2 separate regions of the Mus musculus genome follow, and region 1 is linked to region 2. The links are chromatin contacts, found by Hi-C or POLR2A ChIA-PET in ENCODE. All regions are on one chromosome and are shown on one strand. Each heading gives the region's core, a stretch centred on a gene start or an enhancer-like site at or near the end of the contact. The rest is flanking DNA. Distances are from core to core; before and after follow the strand shown. Region 1 holds the start of Sidt2 (SID1 transmembrane family, member 2). Region 2 holds the start of Rnf214 (ring finger protein 214).

Evidence for each region. A loop is a pair of places that touch in the nucleus more often than their neighbours do. ChIA-PET counts read pairs that join two places held with the same protein, here RNA polymerase II (POLR2A).
Region 1: a map of heart shows a loop between it and region 2 (6-fold over the local background). The contact joins the promoter of Sidt2 here to the promoter of Rnf214 in region 2. A Hi-C loop is called at or near these places in 11 of 37 maps with a recorded cell type or tissue (T-helper 1 cell, T-helper 2 cell, gastrocnemius and 2 more). POLR2A ChIA-PET finds 5 or more read pairs at or near these places in 2 of 5 experiments (Patski and embryonic stem cell).

What each region holds. Positions count from the first base shown.
Region 1 is chr9:45,953,762-45,957,862 of GRCm38, forward strand. It overlaps Sidt2 (SID1 transmembrane family, member 2), which reads right to left and starts at 1,488. Exons shown (of 26, transcript NM_172257.4): 1 at 963-1,488. The coding sequence starts at 1,145. A830035O19Rik (RIKEN cDNA A830035O19 gene) reads left to right here and starts at 225. Exons shown (of 1, transcript NR_152206.1): 1 at 225-2,237.
Region 2 is chr9:45,905,598-45,909,317 of GRCm38, forward strand. It overlaps Rnf214 (ring finger protein 214), which reads right to left and starts at 1,314. Exons shown (of 14, transcript NM_178709.5): 1 at 755-1,314. Pcsk7 (proprotein convertase subtilisin/kexin type 7) reads left to right here and starts at 972. Exons shown (of 17, transcript NM_008794.2): 1 at 972-1,442; 2 at 2,931-3,054; 3 at 3,663-3,720. The coding sequence starts at 3,675.

The DNA of each region.
Region 1 (4,101 bases), core at 238-2,737, 48 kb after region 2:
CTCTGAAGTGACTTTCCATCTGAACCTTGATTCACCCTCTCTAAGAAAATAAAGAAATAACCCACCCTCTCTGCTGCGGACAAAGCTACACAGGACAGTGGGCGTTTAAAAGTGAAGAAATCACAACTGCAGACAACTAGTTACTAGGTTGCTGAAACCAAATCTAGGGGTAACGTTTCCCTGAGGGGTAGGTGCCACTTCCGGGATGATCCTGGAAATGGTACTCAAAAGGGGAGATCAGACTTCAAGGAAATGGATCCTGATGGTTGATCATGGCCTGCCAGAAACCAAACTCCTCTCCCTCCCAAAGAAAGCCTCAGGTGCCTCCTCCTCAACTCCAGTGCTTCCGAGTCAATCCAGATCGGGCCTTGGAGAATGAGCAAGAGAGCTAGGCAGGCCACACAGCCAGGCAGCAAGAATCTCCCAGGCTGTGCTCTGCCTGGGCCCAGCTCTGCCAGCCTTCTTTCTACTTTCACTACTGGGAAGAAATGAGTAAGAAGTCGGAGATAGTTCTGTCTTAGAAACAAACTCCCTTTTCTCTTGCCACTCAGCCTTCGAGGGCCTTATCTTGTCACCTTCAACTTACAAGGCCAGCTGGCTTTCTGAGGCAAGGAGGTCTGTCTCCTTCACCTCCCTGTGACCGAGCTCTTTCAATTCTAAGTTGGCCCCATCTGGAGTTGTCTGAGCCACGCAAGGCTGGGAGCCTGTTTTCCCCTCACCCCGACCTCACAGACTGAGAGCTAGATTGAGAGCCAGGTCACAGAGCAGACCAGACCGGTCCTGATCACAGCTGGTGGCAGGGAACTTCCCAAGCTGCCCCGCTGGAGCTGCCCGGGAATGCTGGTGGAAACCAGGTCTTGGCAGGGGGAGGGCGGCTCAAAGGCTGGCGGAGAGGAAAGGGGCAGCATCAAGTCCAGGCCGGGCGCCCACCCGCTCGGCCGCCCGTGGAGTCCCGCGCTCACCCGGTTGCGGGTCACGGTGTGGTTGAAGGTGTAGATGTTGACCAGCTCGCTGTTGACGTCGTCCGCGTAGGTGCGCTCAAACTCCGCGTCTTTCTGCGAGACGTTCTTGGGCCCCAGGGCCCCCAGGTGGCTCTCGACGGAGGCCACCAAGAGCACGCACAAGGGCAGACGCCAGGCGATCATGGCCCGGGACGGCGGGGATTGGCGACGGGACGGCGACCGGGCGCGTTGCGGCTGCCGCAGCAGCTTCCAGCATCTCACCGGGACCAGAACTTTAACCCCGGCCTCAGATAGGACGCGTCCCCTCCCTGGAGCCGCTCCTGGGCCTCGCGCGGATCCCGGCTCGCGAGGGCGGCACCGCGACCCGCTACCCCAGCCCGGCCCAGCCCGGCCCAGCCCGGCTGGAGACCCGGCGTCCGCTCGCGCCCGGAGAGCCGAGGCGGCGGTGGCCCTGGCCCGAAGGCTTCCCGGACGCGGGCCCTTTAAGGGCGGCGGACGCGGCGCAGAACTCGGAGCTACCAGGAGCTGCGCCGCGGTAAACAGCGGGCTGTGCCCGCCCGCTTACGTCATGGGAAACCGACGCGGATTTAAAGGGCCAGGCTGCCTCTACTTCCCACGCAGCCGTCGCCGCCTCCTTCCTTCGCTGTCCTGTGAGCGTCTGGAGTTGGGTTTTTCACGAAGGATCACTAAGTATTGGATTCTTGCTTTTGTGGTCCGCGTTTTTTTGGCTTTTTGAGACGGCTCACATAACTCAGGCTGGTCTGGAACTGGTCGTGTAAGTTTGGAGAGTCTTGAACGCCTGATCCTCCTCCCACCTCTACTGCTGGGTGTTGGCATTGCTGGCAAGATTCACAGAGCCCAGTAAGTGCAGGGTCTTGCTGACAGATGATTTCTTTGCTCAAGACAGGAATTGTGCTCCAAAATCATTACCCCAGCATCATTCTTTTTCCCTCATTGGCTCATAAAAGCGCCTGCCCACTGAGAGCAGCTCAGCGGCCGCTCCCCTCTCACAGTAGAGGGGATAACCAGAACCAGGGCACCATAACCAGGATGCCTTCCAACCTGTGAGCTCTGTCCCTACTCTGCAGAAACTGCTTTGTTTGTTTGAACAAAGCCCACGGAAAGATTCTGACCTTTCGTTGTCAACTGGCAAAAACCTTTCTGAGGAACTGTTTTGGCTTAGGCTTAAAAGAGCTCTATACCCTTCAACCCAGTCATTCCACTCCAGGGACTGTGTCCTACGAATAAGAAATACAAATAAAATATGGGGACAGCAATTTGCATCCCTGTGATCTTGAGAAAGCTCAAAGGAAACTGCTTGTTCACAGTGAAGGAAGAGGTGGTCAGAGATACTACTATGAAGTTAAGCAGATAGATTCTTAATACCATCAAAGGGACATCTAAGGAGGGAATTCAAGAATAACATTATATAAGTGGTATATAATCCAAACTTCAGACATAAATAGGAAAATATGCACAAGAACCGAGCTGAGATGGCTTATCAGGAAGAGGCACTTGCCATGGAAAGCCCGGCCTGAGCTCTACACCAGGGAGGAGAGAACTAACTCCACAAATTTGTTCTCTGACTTCCACAGACACCTGGCAACATGTGCTTGCGCACTTCACACACAGACACATGAACAATAATAAATTATATATATATATATACACACACACACACACACACACACACACATGTACAAGGGTGGATGAAGTGTCTCAGTGGGTGCGGGTGCTTGCCAAGATGCCTGATGACCATCTCTGGGACCCAAAAGGTGGAAGAGGGGAAAAACCTGACTCTGCAAGTTGTCATCCGCCCTCCACATGCATGCTGTAGCACCTCTGAAACATACACATATACACAATATGTAATTAAAGGTCATTACAAAGAACACAGACACACACACAGACACACAGACACACACATACACACACACACACACTTGGGTTCCATCCTGTTAGGAAAAGTATCGGTTCAGGGAGCCCCAAACCAAGTTCTCAGCACAAAGGAAGATTGATTTGCCACAGAAGGCATGGAATATGAGACAAAGACAGGAGACAGTGGATGAGGGAGAAGGGGAAGGGGTATTTGAGGACAAAGGACTGCCTCTGGCTAGAGAGGAGACAAATGTGGCCCATAGGGAAATGATGGTTTATAAAGGTAAAATGGGAAACTCCATGTTAGGATGAGGCGTTTAATTTTAATTGGGCATGTTAATTAGGCGAGCCAAAGGGAGCTTTTGATTGCTGGACTTCAACACTTTGATAGCTGGACCTTGGTAATCAACCTCAGGTGAAAGGATTGGCTAAATTAAGGAACAGACCTTGGGGGCTAGCTTTAGGAATGTATAATGTCTTTTTAGAAAGACAAATGGGGGAGAAGGGCAAGGCCTGCCAAGCCATGCTCACCAAGCTCAAGCTGTCAGAGTCCCTTCAAACCCCCAGTATGGTAAGTAAATAAATAACGTGTGCTACAATTGGATGTATTGTATTTCTGTAGACAAATTTTGTGTTTAAAGAAAAAAAATGGGCTGGAGAGATGGCTCAGCAGTTAAGAGCACTGACTGCTCTTCCGAAGCTCCCGAGTTCAAATCTCAGCAACCACATGGGGTATCACAACCACCTGTAATGTGGGATCTGATGCCCTCTTCTGGTGTGTCTAAAGACAGCTACAGTGTACTTACACATAATACATAAATAAATCTTTATACAAAAAATATGGCCAACCCTGAAGCTGTCAGATGTCCTGGCTAGGAGCATGTAGGCTAGTACCCCCTTTCTCAGAGTACTATCCATTGACAAGATTATAGCAGTCTGGACTGTCTTCTAAGGGGACATTCTTCCAACTACCAGCTATAAATATTTATGAATTCCCACAACTATTAATAAGTACCTACTATGCCCTTTTCTAAATTAATGGGTAAAAAGCAGAATTATAGCTGGCCTGTTTAAGCACAGCATGTTTGAAGAAGTAGACCACAGCAGGAGCAGCAACAAATCCCAGCTACTTGGGAGGCTGTGGCACAGGAGTGCCAAGTGCAGGTTAGTCTGGGTAACAAGGTCCTGGAGCAGCAACAGGGCAATTTGTCATTGTACAAACGGGTCAAGTAAAACCCAGAAGGGTTCATTAGCAGCCTGC
Region 2 (3,720 bases), core at 64-2,563:
ACTAGGTGGTAAAAGTAGGATTAGTTCCCATTCCTGCTTTTATTTTGACAGCATCCCATGAATAGAATATCTCTGAACCCAGAAGAATGCACAAGAGCAGATACCGAGTCGGGCTGAATCAATAGTCACAGCTCAGTGCCTCAGTTTCCTCTCATAATAAAAAGCTCCTAGGTGAAAATGGGCCCTGAAACGCCATTATTGCATCTCGGATGCAATCAGTCTGCCTACAATAGGGTCGAGATCATTGCCTCCAACAGGGAACAAGGTCTGGGTCACCGATGCCCAGTAAACGAAAACCTTAGGGCAAGGGTCATACGTGAAACTCCGCAGCTAGAGCCCCAAACGAGAGGGATGGGGGGTGGGGTCGCACATCTGGCTCAAGAGCCCAGTGTGCCCAAGGGAATCCCGCAAGGCAGTGATGGTCACCAGTCAGGCGGCGACGCAGAAGGGGACAATGGGGGGAAGCTGCGCCGGGTGGTCACCGCCACTCTTCACAGGGAGCTGCCGCTACGCTGGCCCTTGGCACTGGCCAGCGCCACCTCCACCCCTTCCCCTCCGTCCTCACCGGCCGCCAGCTCCCGTCCCACTCCCAGGCCGGGCTCCCGCCCCTGTCCCCGCCGCCCCCTCCCCGCCGCCCCCTCCTCCTCCGCCGCGCCCCCCTAGTCCCGCCGTCCCGACCCGCGCGCGCCGCCCCGCACACACCTCCCGCGCCGCGCCCCCGGGGAGCCAAGCGGGGGGGAGGGAAGGGACGCACCTGAGCGGGCGGAGCGGGGGAGGGGGCGGCCAAGCCTGGGGGAGGGGTCGAGCGCTGGCCCGCGCGCGGCACCTCCCACTTCCGGCGGCGCGAGCGCAAGGGGGCGAGGCCGGGGCGGCGAGAGGAGCGGAACCCGCGGGGTGAGCGGCCGCCACCGACGGCGCCCTCTGGCGGCAGGCGCGGACAGCGACCGGACAACGGAGCCGCTGAGGGGACCAGCCCTGAGACCCAAGCGGAGCCCGAGGGACACGCGGGCCAGAGAGACGGCGGCCGGATGGAGGCGAGAGCCTCTCTGAGGAGTTTATGGGGAAGAGTCAAGGCTATGGCAGTCCGACGGAGAAGAGCCGCGAGGGGTGTTTAGAGGTCGGAACCGGGATGGTCCTTACAGAGGACGCCATGAAGGACGAGGGCCCTGTGGCGGAGGGGGTCCTGTGGCGGAGGACACGAGGATTCGAGGCGCCGGAACTCCCACAGCCCTCACGGGCCTGTGACAGAAGCTGTCGGCGGAGCGCCCGGAGCTCGGCCCGCTGGTCAAGAGGCCGCAGGCCCAGCCGCTGATTGGCTGCGGCGCCGGGCGGAAGTGATGTCGCTGTCAGTGGCGCCTCCGGCTCCGGGGAAGCCGAGAGTTTCCGTAGGGTGGGGGCTGCGGCGGCAGCAGCAGCAGCGACAGTAGCAACAGAGGCTGTGGGTGAGTCGGGAAGAAATGTAGTGGAGGCTGGACCTCGGATATACGGGGGACCATGGACCGGGGCTGGTCGGCGTCTGCGGAGGAGGTCCTTCGCTGAGGGCACCTTGGGTCCTGGCGTGGGCGACCCCAGAGGGACCGGGTCTCCGGGTCGTAGGTTCCGGACAGCATCGGTCCTAAGGAGAGAGAGGCACATTGCACGGAGCAGCTGAGTCCGCGTGGGAGTGGGGGCATCAGAAAACTCACTCTGTACAGACCCTGGTTCCTGTGAGTGGGGAGGCGGGGCTTGAAGGACGGTGGTTTAAGAGCAGAATCTTGAGCAGGAAAGGTGCCCGTCTACCTTAGTTGAGGGTGATGGGAGTCTATTTTCAGAAAGTGCTTAAGATTTCTTGCTCAGAGGTCTGAGAATAAGTGCTGCTGTGCCTCTGGACCACAGGGAGAAAAAAACAAACAAACAAACAAAACAAAACAAAAACAAAACTCGGTTTCTCTTCCAGAAATCTCTGTTGGAACCTACAGAGATTGTAGGAGCCTGCCTGAGTGGATGGCTGCTATCAAACCAGACTTTGGATTTACTTATATGCAGACTAGGGAAGACACCTGGGTATCTTGGGCCAAATTGAAGCAGCCCCAGGGGCAGGAAGAATGTAATAGGAAATATGCCATGGAACTTAAGGACATGGTGGCCCACACCTATAATAACAGCAGTAAAGGGGTGGAAGCAAGAGTTCTCAGCCAACCTTTATTATATAAAGAAAGCTTGTTTAAGCCGGATGTTGGTGGCACACACCTTTGTTATCCCAGCACTCTGGAAGCGGAAGCAGGCTGGCTCTCTTGAGTTCCAGGCCAGCCTGGTATACAGAGGAAGGGAGGTCCAAGGAGTCTTTGGTAAAACAGTCTTTCCAGAATGTTTTAAGTCGGTACCATCCAAGTGTATGTCTGGACACCAAGACTGCTGCAGTGTGGGCTTGGTAGACAGTAGTGAGTTTTAAATGAGCTCAAGACCCCACATGTGCCTTGTTCCTGCCCCCACAGTTGCTCGAAAGTTCTAATTTGGTGGGGTTTTTTCCCCTTTGAGTGGTTGAAGACAGGGCTGGAGCCTGTGCCCTCACTGAAAATCCAACTTGGTGAGACGGGGCCAGCTCCTTAGTCCTTCTTGCCAGTCATTTCCTCTCTCCCAGTTACCCACATGCACTTATACTACATTTTATTTCCATTATCTGGCTTTCTCCCTGATTGACAGTTAGGTCTTGCTAAGCCCTTAAAGAAGCAAATGAAAATAACATGATAGGTTAAGAAGTGGGGTATCTGGGTTCTGTATTGGTGTGGCCTTATTGTGATGAATGTCTCCTAGTCTGTGGCCTGTTTTAGATCCCTGGAAATGACATTTAACACTGGTCACTGGTCAGGCCTGGCCTTCACTTTAGTTTCTGCTTTGCTGGCTTTAGTGGGACACCTTTTTGTTGTTGTTTCTGTACTTGGGGTCCACAGGTCTGCAGCTGTGTTCCCAGTCGACACTCACTGCTCACAGTGAAGGTGACATCTCCCTCCATTTTCACAAGATGAGTGTGGTATGGTTACCCAGGCCAGGACCTAAACTTCACAGAGAGCCCAGGTAGGAATGGCTCCACAATGGGAGATAGAAGTCCACTGGGAAAAAGACTTATGTTGTCTGTAAATAAGAGGGAGATAGAGCTGGGTGTGATGGCTCATGCCTGTAATCCCAGGTAGACACTGGTGGATCTCAGTGAATTTGAGGCCAGCCTGATGGTCTACATAGTGAGTTCCAGGACAGCCAGAGAGAGCTACATAGTGAGATCATGTTTTTAAAAAAGAAGGAGGAAGAGAAGGAGGAGGAGGAGGAGGGGTCCTGATGTTGTCAGTCATGGGAGTGATATGTACTTGGAGTAACTGAATGAGCAGCCCAAAGCAAGCACCTGGATGATGCCAGGCTATTGGGGGCACCAAGGGATGGGCCATTGTGCTGTAGGAGTCATCCACTGGGGTTAGCCCTGGCTCATACTCTACCTGGGGGTTAACATTTTGCTTAGGGACAAATGTACTTGGTAGGGGAGGGAAAGAGACTATGAATATCAAGTGACTAACCACTTGAAAGAGGCGTGTTGGGCTTCCCAAGGGGAACACACTGATGGACCTAGTCACTCTCTGAGTTTCCTATAGCTGCTGGCCTTTTTTTGCTGATTCTTTTTCCTTTGTTTGCAGCCTGCTGTTCTGATGCCGAAAGGGAGGCAGAAAGTCCCACACTTGGATGCCCACCTGG